3 separate regions of the Mus musculus genome follow, and regions 1 and 2 are each linked to region 3. Evidence: chromatin loops called from intact Hi-C (ENCODE). Cell type or tissue: left cerebral cortex. All regions are shown on one strand.

Evidence for each region. A loop is a pair of places that touch in the nucleus more often than their neighbours do. Peaks named below come from ENCODE experiments on the same cell type or tissue, not always from the same donor. Only the 100,000 strongest peaks of a DNase experiment are listed, where the experiment ranks them.
Region 1: it touches region 3 in a loop (2.6-fold over the local background); 2 of 42 quality-filtered maps call a loop at or near these places.
Region 2: a loop joins it to region 3, with 13 times the contacts of the local background. A loop is called at or near these places in 18 of 42 quality-filtered maps.

What each region holds. Positions count from the first base shown.
Region 1 is chr2:4,033,851-4,038,850 of GRCm38, reverse strand. It overlaps a transcript of Frmd4a not described here. Among named protein-coding and RNA genes, the nearest start is that of Gm52545, 4.4 kb to the right of the region's middle. In left cerebral cortex, no CTCF peak of the experiment used is centred here; DNase peaks (open chromatin) are centred at 615, 2,051 and 2,462; H3K27ac peaks cover 1,261 bases.
Region 2 is chr2:3,814,023-3,819,022 of GRCm38, reverse strand. Gm36031 (a long non-coding RNA gene) reads right to left here. Exons shown (of 5, transcript XR_373951.3): 4 at 3,395-3,589. Among named protein-coding and RNA genes, the nearest start is that of Gm36031, 8.7 kb to the right of the region's middle. In left cerebral cortex, a CTCF peak has its summit at 2,822; DNase peaks (open chromatin) are centred at 1,173, 2,684 and 3,172; H3K27ac peaks cover 1,117 bases.
Region 3 is chr2:4,490,663-4,495,662 of GRCm38, reverse strand. All of the region lies in intron 4 of Frmd4a (FERM domain containing 4A), which reads right to left. The region is part of intron 3 of Gm39751 (a long non-coding RNA gene); the gene reads left to right. Among named protein-coding and RNA genes, the nearest start is that of Gm39751, 21 kb to the left of the region's middle. In left cerebral cortex, a CTCF peak has its summit at 2,919 (motif pointing right); DNase peaks (open chromatin) are centred at 2,330, 2,944, 3,850 and 4,612; H3K27ac peaks cover 476 bases.

The DNA of each region.
Region 1 (5,000 bases), 460 kb after region 3:
CTCTCTCTCTCTCTCTCTCTCTCTCTCTCTCTCTCTCTCTCTCTCTCTCTCCTGCTTGAGACAGTTCTCCAAGCAGTTCTCTCTTGGTATTCTAAAAATTTCTCTGGATAGCTCATCTCTTGCAGATCATAAGCCCAGTCTTTTATTTTGCATATCAATCCAGTCATTTGCTCCAGGTTTCTTTTTGATTATCCTATCAATCACCATCCCATGACCCCAGCCCTTTCATTCTTAGGAGACAGCAAACATAGTTCTTTTTTTAACATTGCAAAAGAACTCAGATATCTGCTTGCCACTGTTAAGCACAGAGGATAAGCTAGCTGGGTAGGGCCTCGCCCCTGCCTCTGCTGTGCTCTGAGTTAACTTCTTCATCTTCCTGCATGGCTTTGATGGTAAATGAAGGAAATGCTTAAGCAACCATGAATATTAAGAACTATAGACAAGGGCCTTCTGTACAATGTGCTGTGTATTTTCTACATGGAAAAGGGCTAAAGAAGTTTGGTCTAGCATTTAAGCCACAGTTCAAACCAGGCTGCTATAGGAAACTGTACTTGCTATAAGAAAAGATGGAGAGAAGAGCTTGTGACTAAGCAAACACCCAGGGAGGCTCTGCCTGAGGAGTAGTGTTCATGTTTCTCACCTTACATTCATCCAGCTCTTGAAAAATGTGACATGATTCAACCACCAACCAAAAGCTACAGCTTATTTCATATATCTGAAACTCTCAGCCTGTAGAAATGTGTATGTGCTGAGGAGGGGGTTGGGATATGAAGGAAAGGGGGATCCTGAGAAAATGATTGAGAATTTAGGAAATTCATAACTATATAAAGATATTTGTTTTGGGTTTTAAGAAGATTCTAATCCCTATCTGACACAGGGTCCAAGAAAATGGAAACCACTTGAAACAGAGTGTTGCTTGAGGGAAGATGTTTTTACTCTTCTCTGTCACCAGTACACACTGCTAATCGACAAACATTGGTTTGAACATTGAAGGGGAAAACCACTTCCCAGTCATCTGAAGCTCAGGCTTTTAAACAAAGGAGGACTCTTCACTGGAGTTCATTTCTAACCCTCAGCTACAGTTAAATGCAACCATTTTGGAAGAGCCTTTCAAAGTCTATTGATGGTCAAATTGCACTATTGATTTGTACAAACTGCAGACTCTGAGCCTCCCATTCAAATCCCCTTTAGCTGGTCTTGAATGGCTGTGTTTTCTTTTATTCTTGGTGTCTGACTTTTCATACTTCTCTTTGCTACATTGTGTTTTTTGTTTATTTTTTGCATTCCACTGTCACCAGGAACATGATAAATATCAGAAAGCTCCTAATTTGAGCCCAAGGATAAGTCAGAAATAATATTCAAGGGTGAAGTCAACATATCATAATGGAACAGAAACTTGCAGGGTGATCTACCAGCCAATCAGGAGGAGGGTCCTCGGTGGGAATACACTCTCCAGAAATAAGCTTAAAAAAGAATGCACAGATACATAATCTCTGTTGTGTCTTATAGACACCCCAGAAACAAGGCTTTACATTGACCTGAAGGAAGAGCCCCCTCTCTCCCACTGAACACCGCTCCAATTTGCTAACCACAAGAGAAAACTAGAGAGAAAACCAAGAAGTAGTCCTTTTGCAAGGTGATAACTTGAAAGACAGGCAGTCAGCTGTACTAGGGACTTTCAGAAATAAGGAGTGGGGATTGGGAAGCCTCCATCAACAGTGTTGTCTAACACCATCCGTTGGCGTCCCCAGCGAGCTCTAGAGAAATGCCAGGGGACTGGTCTCAACAGGACTGGTGATACAGGCACACCGAAGGATATGGCTGCTTGTGTTTTCAGTCGCAGTACTCCCTCACAGAGTCCGAACTCCAGTTTCCCATCTCCTGCCCTGCTGTCCTTTCTTCCTCTCTATTGGATTCATTATGATTCTGTTGTTGGAAGTAGCGGGCCAGCATTCACTGGCCAAGAATCCAAGGCACATTGGCTACATTTTCTCCTTGCCAAATGGACAACCTCTGATTCAAAGAATGAAGAAACCCCCACATTTTCAGCCCTTTGAAGCTGTTGTTCAGACAAAAGAGGGCTCCATCTCATTTCTATTCCTTCAGCTACAGTTAAATGTAGCCATTTTTGAAGGGCTAGTGATGGCCAAATTGCACAATTGATTGATACCAACCGCAAACTCAGAACCTCATCCAAATCCCTTTAATTGGTCTTCAATGATACTCCTTTTTAAAATTATTTGGGCAGGAAAGGAAAGAAATGTGCCAAAGACAACTTACACAAAGAAAATTAACACCCTGTCTTTGTTCCATTTTCTCTGGCACAGATACGGACTTCCAAGTTATTATTTTTTTTTCTCCTTGAGGAGAAGTTGTAAGAATGTGAACAGCAGTTGGGACTTTTCTTGTTCAGTTACCATAATTAGAAAAATAGACTAAAATTATGCAGAAGCAGATTGAGGGGGAAAGACAGCCTGGCTTTCATATGAAATAGTGAATTCTTTTTTTAAATTCAAAGATGCTTCTCCCTCCGTATATGTCTTTCATCTCAGAGCAGTTCGTGCACTGCTTTTAAGTCTCAGGTTTAACAGCTACTGCCTCCTTCAAAGAACTGGAGGCATTGATTGGAAGTGTGTCCACGCCATTGTGGCTGTTTACTAAGAGGGTGTTCTGGAGCTGCAGATATGGCTCAGTCAGTAAACCACTTGCCATGAGTCCATTAGAACCTGATTGTGACATGTCCCCCTGGAACCCATGGTGCTATATCAAGTCTATGGCCACAATCACAGCTCTGTGGAAGTGGAGATTGGAAGAGCCATGTGGCCTGCTAGCTAGTCAGCCTATTTGAATCAGTAAGGTCCAGGTTCAGGGTGAGATTGTGTCAGACTTTAAAGTAAAGAACAACTGAAGAAGATACTAACTGGTGTTAACCTTGGGCCTCCACATGTAACACACACACACACACACACACACACACACACACACACACACACAAACACAAACACATACAAACACATACACACACACACAAACACACACCACACACACACACACACACACACACATACACACACATACACACACACACACACACACACACACACACACACACACACACACACACACGTGTTCACAGGTATACAAATGGGGCCTATGAGCTCTGATACCCAGCCTCCTACTAAAATGAAAGACTACACAAAGACAAAAGGGAATTTATTGTGCTCTGGTTTTCATACATGTTCCTTCTACTCTTCTCAACACTGTAACCTGGGCTCTAATACCCCCTCGAGAGAGGTCCAATACTTAATTATCCTGGTTCCCCTGTCATCCAAGAGCTCCTCTTTGAATCTCCATAGCATTTCTGCCCATCTCTCATTGGTTTCTCATTACTTGTCCTTGTCCTTTCTTCTTTATGCTCTCAGCCAGCCCACATTGAAGGTCCCTGGATGGAATACTGTCTTGGACAGTGCTCTGCTCCCCTTTGGTACTCAGTACGAGACTGGGTACAATGAGTAATACATAGATTTTCCTTTCTTGTCCTTACATATCTCTAAGCCTGAGTTCTACCAGCAGTGTTCCTCTCTACCAATCACTACAAGTACAGCCCTCTGTGGCCACAGACCTGGGAACCTGCACACTCATCCCCTTGTTGGATGACTCCCACCATGACCCAAGTCTTCCTTCAAACAATGCTTGTTGGGCAGACAGCCTTGATAACCTCTGGGAACTCAATATATTTAGGTAAATTCACAAAGCTTTAACCATAAGGACCATATTACACGCGGGTGACACTAAAATGTCAATTGTAACTCCTGTTGCTGTGCGCATGTGACCAGATCTGAGCCAGTTTGGTTCTGCAGGAATATCCTGAACACAGTACAGACCATCTTTCATTGGATGCCCTCATCAGTAGGCTGTAATGGCTCCTGGTCACCTCCTGTTACTCATCCCAAGCAGGGTCTTTTGTTCCATGGTCCCACTGTTCCCTCCCATAGGTACACAATCTCATCCACTCTCCCTCCAGCCTATATACTACTCAACCTCATTTGCTCCTCCTTTCTTTCTTCCTGCCTTTCTTTTTCTTGTGCCCCAGCCCAAGCCAACACCCATCTGTCTCCTAAGCATCTCTGACAGCCGCTCTTATGAAAAACAATCTCTCCCTTCTTTGTCTTTCCAAGTGTGGATAGTTAAATTATACAGCAGAACACTTGTTCCCCTTCCTCTGGCATATCACCACTTGGTTTTAAATGTTGATTTCTCAACCTAGATTGTAAGGTCCCTGACAACAGAGATGGTGCCTTATAGTCTTTTTTTTTATGGGTCCATGGGTTAAATGTCAATCAGTTCTTGATGTCTTTACAGTGGGAGATACAAGATAGTTTTGTGGCAGTTTATGTTAAAATGCACGTGATATTTGAAAAGTGTGAAAGTAAAAAGAGTGAGGAAGCGTTCTGGGGAGAGGAATGAAATTTGGGTGTAATTCTTGGGATATAAAATTAAAAGGCCATCTGCCTTTGAGATGCGGCAGATGTGCAATTGATATTCTCAGCTCATTTGCCACTTGAATTTTGTAGACATTTAATGCTGTAATTGTTTATACAGTAAGATTATAAATACCCTTTAGAGACTACCTTACTTCTTACACTCCATCTCCCTGCAACCAGCCCCTATGAACTGGATCTTACTGAACTCAAGCTTCCGAAGTTGAAATGAGAGAGAGAGAGAGAGAGAGAGAGAGAGAGAGAGAGAGAGAGAGAGAATGATTGGCAGGGTGCCATTGAAGTAATTGTATAATATTTATAAAAATGTGAGGAGATATTGTCTTGATCTATCCTTCCCCACCTAGAATTTTGTGCCATGCCATGTGCCAGCCACTTGCACAAAGATGCCTGCACGTGTACGAGCATCACCGTAGAGTAGTTTGTAATGGTAATGTATTAAACTAGCCTAAGTACCCATCAGTGAGGGACTATTAAATATATTATGAGTCATCCAAGTAA
Region 2 (5,000 bases), 680 kb after region 3:
TCTTGGTGTCATGACAACTGAAGAATTGGGAAAAAAACGAATGTGCTTCGCCAGTGCCCAGCTTGCTCACTGCTAAAGGTTAATTGGATTTCATTTTAGAGTCTGTTCATCTCATAGGAGAGTGAATGTGTTCAAGACAAAACAAGGTGTGAGACCACCAGAAAATCCCATTTCCCCTGGGGCCTGAGGCTGCACCCTGCCAGTCCCTGAATTAACAAGAATACTGCTGTCAGGTCATGAATCCTGTCTCCCAAAGCTTCAAGCCATCAGCAATGAGCAGGTGTCCCTGCTCAATCATTTGAAACTGAGATGTGTTTCCTTATAGAGAAAGTTAAGGAAGCATAGAATCAAAGGTGTTTCCTGGGACATCTCACTACTGTGGGTGAGCCCAGAGATGCCAAACCACATGGGAAACCTATTGTGGCTCTGCCACAGACAGCTGTTTTGTTTTTGTTTTGTTTTGTTTTGTTTGTTTGTTTGTTTGTTTTTGTTTTTGTTTTTGTTTTTGTTTTTGTTTTACTAAACCTGGAATGGAGTTCTGGGGTAACAATGTATCCCCATCTGTAAACTATTCCACAACTGCTAGCACTCAGGTGACAAGAAACTTAAGTAGAGCTTTCCCAACATGAGGACCAGTGTTCTCCAACTTCTCTGTACTCTCCCGGCAAAAGGAAGGTAGCTATGACCACCGTTAGTCATGTAGATGGAAAACCCATTTAAGGGCTGTCGAGACAGCTCAGTCAGTAGAGGGCTTGGCACACAAGTACAAGAGCCAAGAGCCTAAGTTGGATTCAAGAGCAGATGTTTAACAAACAAACAAACAAGCAAACAAAAAGCTGTAGTAGCACGTTTAATTATAAACAGTTGAAAAAAGGAGACAGGAGGATACCTGGGGTTCACTGGGTAACCAAGTCTAGCCTACTTGGTGAGCTCCAAGCCTGAGAGCCTAATGCATAAAACAAGATGGATATCCAAGGTTGTTCTCTGCCCACCTCATATAACAAGTACCTGAACACAGTACACAAAGATTTCCAGCCCAGGCATCCAGCTACATGTAGCCTTCCTTCTTTATACAATCAACTCTGGACTGAGTCAGTTAAATGGTGAATGTCAGATTGCACTGATAATTTGCATAATTTTCTGCCTCTCCTAAACTGGGTCCAGCCTCTCCACAGGCAGATGGCTCTCACTGCCAAAGCGTTTTTCGGGCTCAGATTGCCTTTGCAGAATGCAATGGATGCCAAATTCAAAGCCACTGGATTTGGTAGAAATCATTAAGGACGTATCTGGCTGTGTGTGAGAACAGCCATTTTAGTCAGGAGATTCTCAGGAAATTCCTAGGTTTGGAAACACTAGAACCCAAGGAACACTAGACATGGTAACAGACAACAAAGGGACTGGGGACTGAGACCTAAGAAACACTAGGCATAGCTCTTGCACATAGGCCATGAGCCCTGAACTGGTTTTTCTCAGGCTGAACTTAGCACAATGGAGAAAGGAGCTTCCAAGGCCAAGGACTTATCCTCTAGTCCCCAGAGTTTATGATCCCATTTCTAGACTGTAACGTTGTTTTGACTAAATTTTCTGGACCTCCTTCCAGAGTCACCATGAGCCTTGCACAAGTGCTTGCATGCACAGACACACCACACACACACACACACACACACACACACACACACACCACATAAAGCACACATACACACACATGTACCACACACAAGCAGACACACACCACACACACACATACCACACAAGCACACACACACACCACACACACATACACACACCACACACACATACACACACCACACAAGCATACACACCACACCCCCACACACACACACACCACACAAACACATACCACACACACCACACAAATACCACACACACACACACTACTTCTGGTCACTACAGAGTGTCCAATGCTGCTTCCAGCTCCACCACCAGGCCACAAAGGATGCTGAGGTATGTGTGTCTGTAGAAGAAAACAGAAGCCTCTGGGAGACAGACACAGAGAAAGGACCAGGCTCTGTCTAGACTTCACAATGAAGCTAAAATTTCACACAACATTAAAAAGAAAAACATGAGCATCATGGAGACCTCCAAAGAGACTGTCACCCTCGGTGTCCCCTTCTTCACCGGAGGTGACACTACTAAGACGAAGAAGAGAGCTTTCCTTTCCTATGTGATCTTTCCATTTCCTTCCCAGTATTGGTCGCCATTGTCTTCCCGGTTTTAAAAGCAAGCTCTGGCCTTCTCACGAGACTGTCTCCTTAGTTCTTTGCCTGCCAGACACTGGCCCTTGCTGGAAAACAACAGCCCTCATCTAAGCCCTCATTTCTCTGACTTGCTAGCTGCGTGTGAATAATGTCAGCTTCTTCCTGTCTGCCATGAGCCCTTGCCACCTGATCTGTGAAATCCCTCAGTTCACCTCGGCATCGCAGTGACCCTCGGAGGAGCAGTGGGGACTCTGTCACTCTCTTCTATTCCACAGGAATAAAAATTCAGGACCAACCCAGATTGCCTTCCAGATGGGGACGAGATAAAAGGGTTTGAATGCAGTCACATGGCTAAATTAAGAAGCAGATAGAAATAGAACAAAATGAAGCTGGGGCTGAGAGTTGGGGAGCAAATACTTTGTGGGCGAGCCAGAACTCAGTGATGCAGGCCTCTGCTGCCTGAGATCTAATTTGCAATGCCACAAAGAATTCTCTGGTTCAGATTTCCTTTGCTCCTCACTTTCTGTTCCCAGTCAGAAGCCACTGAAGCTGGCTAAGATCCCAGACAGGGCAGGCCTTTAGATCTTAAGAAGAGAGGGACCTCTAGTGTTGAGTTACTTGTCTACTGCTCGCTGTTGCTGTTCACCCCCATATTTACCTCTTACCTTGTGATTATTAGAGTTTCTTTGAAGGCTAGTATTCATTTAAATGTTAAAATTTAAATTTAAATTTAAATTTAAAATGTTAAAAGTGGGTTTTTCTCCCTTCCTGGAAAACTAAGAAAATTGAGAATGGGTAAATATAAGCCAACATACTAGTTTAAAGAAGACTTGAGCAAAATGTCACGTGATTAAAAAGTATTATTAGACACCTATAAGGTGCTCAGTAGTTAAGAGCACTTGCTGCTCTTCCAGAGGACCTGGGTTCAGTTCTCAGCACTCACATCAGGAGGCTCACAACCATCTGTGACTCCAGCTGCAGGGGATCCAACACCCTCTTCTGGACTCTGCCATCATCAGCGATACACGTGGTACACATACACATGTGCAGGCAAATACTCAAATGTAGGAAATAAAAATAATAGATTTTTTAAGCATCCATTAAACCTTTGACCTTAGCATAGGGACTAAAAGCCATTTCAATAAGTCTGGAACATGAAAATATAATCATAATACCAGTTTTTCAGTAGGTTCCGGAAAGCACCGATCCCGCTCTCTGTCAGGCTGAATGTGGGTTTGTGTAGGCCACAGCTAGGAAACATAAACAAAGGAAGGTGTGGCAGTTCCTCCTTCCTGGCGGTGATTCTCGGTTGTTGATTCATCCGAATACTTCGCAAAGTATCTTCTGTGACCAGATCCAATCAGATGCACCTGGTCCAAGGATTCACAGAAGGGGATGGTATCATTGTGGCTCAGAGGTCACTGTTAGCTTTCTGCCACTAGCATAAATATCTGAGATGATCTACTTACAAAGAGGAAAGAAAAGCTCCATTTACAAAGATATATTTAGGTTTGGGGGTCTGCATTGGTTACTATTGCTCTAGGGTCTGTTGCATCTAGTCCTCTCATGGCGGGGAGCGTGTGGTAGGGCAGAGCTATCCACTTATGGTGCAAAGGCAGAAGAAAGGGGAAGGGGCTGAGGTGCCATCTACTGTCCTCTTTGAAGAGGCCTGAGCACCGCCACTGGAGGCAGCTTCTGGTGCACACCTGCAGTCCCAGCACTCAAAGAGAACAGAGACCTGCTGTGTGTTCAAGACCAGCCTGGGCTACCTAGCAAGTATTAAGTGGCTTGAGCTGCACACCAAGACCTCGCCTTAAAAACAGCAAAATCGCTTCCATTAGGCCCTTCCCCCACCCCTAAAAGGTTCTACTTCCACCCCATAGTGCCACACAGGGAGCAACGCCTTCATCATATGGACCCATTATATTCCAGTATAACTGTAAATTATACTAGCTACCAAGAGTAGCAAGAGATAGTTCAAATCCATGAGACCGCCTATGTTTGGAAAATGAAATAATTAATATTCATTGTCAATTAGATCAAATTTAGAATCACCCAGGAGATACACCTCTAGGTATGACTGTGAAGGTTTCCAGAGAGATTCAACTGGTAAACAAGACTTGGGTTGAATATGGGCATCATTATCAAATGGGTATGCATCCTAGATTGTATAAAAAGGAAGAACAGAAGAAAAAAACTAGTAAACAGACCAACAGATTCATCTCCTCTGCTTCCTGGCCATGGGCACAATATAACCACCTGCCTGAAGCCCTTGCCACTACAGCTAAAGTCATTGTCACCTTCGTGCCACCTCACCACGAAGGACTATATCCTTTGTCACACCCTTCCTTAAGTTGCTTTCATCAGATATTTTATCAGAGTAACACAAAATAACTGATGCATGGAAGTAAACCAGCAACACCCATCATGCCTTAAGATGGGGGCAGCCAGAGGACTAGGCTCAGGTTTTAACCACAATGGCCGATCAGATGCATCCGGTTCAAGGATTCACAGAGAGGGGTGTTCTTGGGTTTAATCTTCAGAGGTGAATACTAGTTCTTGGGCTTGAGGGGAAGGGGGGAGAGGAAGATAAAGACTCAGGGCTCAGTGGGAGAGGGAATCCTCTGTTTGCCTCCAACCAGACTCCAGCCTAGTGTTTACCCTGACGAGACCCTGATGAGAACGGGGGGGGGGGGGGGAGCTGAAAACACTGTCCTTGGAAAATGCATGGGGAGATCTGAAGGCCTCTTGTCAGGACCCTAGGGACGGGATCCGAAAGAA
Region 3 (5,000 bases):
AGCAACAAGCCAAAACTGAATTTAGTGGTACACACCTGTAATTCCAGCTGTGGGAGGTCCCAGCTGGAGAAATGGAAGTTCACAGTCACCCTTAGCTACATAGCAAGAGCTACATCTGCAGCCTAGGCTACACAAAACCTTATCTCAACACACACACACACACACACACACACACACACACACACACACACACACACACACACAGACACACACACACACAGACACACACACACACACACACACACAAAGCAAAAATCTCTCCTCACAAAACCCAGGCCAGGCAGGCCAGTCTCAGAACCCTTTCTCTGGTCTGTAGACTAAGCGAGCAAGCGATGTGTGTGAAGAAGCTGCTCTGGTGACTGTGTGCAGGTGCCAGTGAACCTGGTGTCACTCAGAGACAGGCCGGTCACCTCCATCAACAGACAACAGCAACTCACTGCAAAGTCAGAGTTAGCAAAATTCCAAAGGGTTACTGAATGGTCCTCATGTGCAAAGCCTGCCAGAGGGGACTGGTCGTTCTCTAGCTGCGCTGTCGTTGTTAAAGGGCAGGCAGAATAACAAACTGGAAAGAAGAGAGAAAACGAGAGGAATAAAAGCAACACAGACAGGGAAGTACTTTGAAAATTGAGCTATTTCAGACTCCACAAATGTAGACTCAAATTATCACATAGTGGAAAAGTCACCGTTAGCCTTCGGGGGAGTCTGCTATTATTCTGGTACTGTGTTCCGTTTTGATAGTGAGACATGGACACAGTGGGGTAATGGCTGACTGGGTGAGTATGGGATTGCACTCCTGGAAGTTTATGCTGGCTCAGAGATCACCTGACAGCCGTGCTTCTGCCCAAGCCACCCCGCAGAGGACATTGCTATAGCTCCTGCTCCCCTACCCCCAGCTCCACCATATATGCAAGCACAGCCCCTCCCCTGAGCTCCTGGGGCACTGCTCAGTACACTTCCCTCAGCCCTGTCATTTCTGACAACCCAGGCCTCCAGGAGGGGTGGGGCATACCACTGTTATCTTTGTGCCTCTAGATCAAGTACAGAGCCTGACATAACTGCTAACTTTGATGCTCAGCTTTTCTTCAGTCTGTCCCACCTTGGTCAGAGTCCCTAAGGGGTAGTATGCTACTTTCTTGTCATTGTGAAGGAACACCTCACAGAAGCAATGAAAAGGAGGAAGGACTCATTTGGGGTTGATGTTTGGAGACACCAGTCCAGCGTGGCAGGGACAGTGTGGCAGCTGAGGGGGCTTTCAGAAAGGTTTGCTCATGTTTTCGTGGATGGTTTAGGAAGCACAGAGCTCAGGCTGGAACCAAGACAAATATATCCTCCAAGGTTTCCCTCCAGCAACCTGCCTTTGCTAGATAAGTCCCATGTCACAAAGGTTCCTCAATGTCCCCAAATGGCAGCACCAGTTGGGTCCGAACATTCAACAAACGTATGTGCGTGAGTGTGTGCGTGCGTGTGTGTGGATGTGTGTGTGTTTGTATGTCTGTGTCTTTCTGTATGTATATGTGTGTCTGTGTCTCTCTCTGTGTGTTTACACATGTGTCTGTGTGTGTATCTCTCTGTGTATGTGTGTGTGTATGTCTGTGTACGTGTGTGTCTGCGTCTCTCTGTGTATATGTGTGTGTGCATGTGTCTGTATCTGTGTGTGTGTGTATCTCTCTGTGTGTATGTGTGTGTGTGCCTGTGTCTGTGTGTATGTGTGTACATGTGTGTTTGTGTGTGTCTGTGCTTGTGTGTGTGTTTCTGTGTGTGTATGTGTGTGTGTTTGTATGTCTGTGTCTTTCTGTGTGTATATGTGTGTCTGTGTCTCTCTGTGTGTATGTGTGTGTGCATGTGTCTGCATCTGTGTGTATCTATCTGTGTGTGCGTGTGTATAATTCAGATTTAAGCCACATCAGCAGAGAAAGAGTAAGGACAAAGAAATAACAAATGATAAGCAAAATGTCATAAAACTTCAGGTGTGGGGTCTCACCCCCCAACACAGCCAGGTTTCAGGCTACTTCCTGTCTTTCCCTGTCTACACAGAAAGTGGATAAAGCATGGCTGCTGATTTGCTTGTCTCTTAATGACAAAAACCCACCAGTGACCTCCCAAGCCTGGCAGGGAAGGCTTATCGCCATAGTAATGTTTGAGTGGAAGCCCACGGGGTCTGAAATAGCCCAGTTTTCCAAGTCCTGTGTCTTTATCCCGTTTGCCTTAGTCCTCAACTAAAGCACAGAGATGTCCTGTGTACCCCCCTCCTCAGCCCCCCTCCTCAGCCCCAGGTTTCTCCTGAAGACTATCTCCTAAGAGCCCAACACTCCACTTCTCCCTTCCGCGCTGCGGTAATGGAGAAGTAAATGAGGCGGCAGCCCTGCTGTCTCAGGCGCCCGCTTCCGTTTTCATGGACGTCTACCATCTGGCAGTCAAGTCCAAGGAGGTGCAGAAATGACAAGCATGGCTAGGAGAGAGGTGGAAGGGAGGGAGAGCAAGAGAGGGAGAGCAAGAGAGGGAGAGGGGAGGGGGAGCGGAGGGGGAAAGGGAGAGAGAGAGAGAGAGAGAGAGAGAGAGCAATCCTCCTCTTGACAGAAATCGGAAAGCAGTTTCCTGTTAACCTTTATCACCAAGACAACAGACTGGAAAATCCTGGAGGCTTGGGGCCTGGCATGTGTTTGTTCATAACCTTGGGCGTTTAATTCATCCTGAACTTTCGATCTGTGCTAGGAAACTCTGAAGTGAAATGTCTGGATGAAAAGAGACCCGAGACATCTCTATTCCCACCCTGGCCGGGCACAAGGTTGAAGAGATTTCTGGGGAAATGAGGGGACTCGATGGTTTGCAAGAAAAGTTGAGGTTGCCCTTTCCTCTCTCCCCCTCCAAAAAACTAGGTCTGGTGCTTTTATGAACATCTGGTTTGTGGTCCTCTGTGTCAGTAGGGGGCACTGTTGCTCCTCCTTAACTGCCCATGTAGGGAAGGGATGGCTTCCTCAAACAGTTTACAAAGAACCTTCTGAGTTTCTGAGTGAGTCCAGGGAAAACAAAAGATGTATCTTCCGCTGCAAGGGTCTATACAGGCAACCCCAAGTCTGCTCGGCATTAACCGTATCTTTACAATGCGTGAATGTCTGGGCCTTGCTGGCTTCAAAGTCAGCCAGTTCATACAGCTAGTAAGCTACCCATGGCCATCAGAGCTCTAACTCTCAAATATGACTAAGGGGCCCAAAGTCTCACTTCTACAACCTCTACTGACTCTCAAATGCTGCCACCATCTCTTCTCTCATGGTCCCCTACCTTTCTGACCAGAGACATGTTCCAGATGACATGGGAAAGGCCCTAGGTTGGAAAGCCCATTGAAATCATAGTCATTTAAATTAGCCAATCCCAAGCCTGTTTTCCCAGCGCGGCAGTGGCTTTCCATAGAAAGCCCAGTAGAGGATACTGCCTTCTTTTCCCCCCTTTGCCTCCCAACTCTCCCGGCACCATGTGACATCACCTCTTCTCCTGGGCTCTGTCACAGGACACTTTCAACCCTTGATCTGTTGGCTTCATCATACTTGAACAGCAAGGCAAACCCCTCCCTGTGTGTGAATGCACTTGTGTCTGTGGAGGATAGAGGAGTGCTTGGCAGAGTCATCTCTCTCTGTCCACCACCTGGGTTCCAGGGAGGGAACTCAGGTCACCAGGCCTGGCAGCTGTCAGGCCCAAAGGAAACTCCATTTCCCTGAATTCTGGTGGCTAGACAAAAGCCAGCATTCCCCAGGAACCCATGAAGCTGCTTCCCTCTCTACCAAAGAGCCATCCCCTTATCACTGGCACAAGGCACACATCTGTGGTGCTTACTCATATACTAAAGTGCACGCTGGCTTCCAGGCTCCCAGCATCACAAGTACAAGCACACATTTCAGAGTCCATGCTAGCATCCTGGCTCTTCTCAGCGCTGCCTTTAGCTCATGGGCTTCCCTCCCCAGATACTCACTTCTCTTTATAGCCCTGCTATTTCAGCACCCCCTCTCCATTTTGCTCCATGTTGGTCTTCTCCTTCTCTTTCTCTCTCCTCTAACCCCATGGTCAAAGCCAGTCTGCTGGTCGTGTTCTATTGCCTTCTCTGCTCTATGCTCTTCCAGATGCCTCTGGCTGTTTTCTTCCTCACACCTATAATAAACCCTTCCCCTTAACCATACCTTTGAGCTGGCCATGCCCTCAGCTTATTCAGTCTTACTCCCCCCCTCCCCCGCCCCGCGCCAGTCATTTCTCCAGCCCACAAAATGTACATATTAAAATAAGTTATTTTCCACACACACCAGGGATAATCTTAGTGCTTTCTTCTGAGCTGAAAGGAGCAACCGTCTAGGCTGAGGTCAAAGCCAGCCAGAATGGTAACCTCCAGGAGCCATGTCACACCCACAGCAGCTCAGAGGACTCGGGACTCAGTATTTTATCCTAGTCTGAAGTTGAGGTATGTACTCCATTCTGGTTGCTTGAATGATTATACATCTAGACCTGCCTGCAGCCTTGGGGAATGGCATCTCTTTTTTACCTCACAGAGGCTATGAGCTAAGGCTGTAACACACTGACCTCTATCCAGATGACGTCAGCCAGCGAGAGCTCTGCCAGGCCCCTGCCCTGCTGCCACTCTTGCAGCTAGCTACCTCTTGGCACTTGGGGAACCACTGAATATTTACAGCAAATGTTAATTAAACGGGCCAGTGGTTTCATTTTGTAATGAACACAAATGTCACATTTGGAACGCTGACTTTCGGTGGTGAAGAGGGGGTGATAATAATGTGGATGGTAAGCTGTGGATTTCTGCAGCCAAGTGCCTCTGATGCTTAGGATTTCAGAGGCTTTACTTTGTAACCAGGGACCCAGCTGAATTAAGGCAAGGTCGGGTTAGCTAGGCACCTCCAATAAGACACCATTGTCCTTTCAAGGAACAGGAAGTAGCAACTATAGTCTCAATCACGGAGAGAGACATCTTCAGGGCCAGAGAATCTTCTTCTAGATAATAGCCA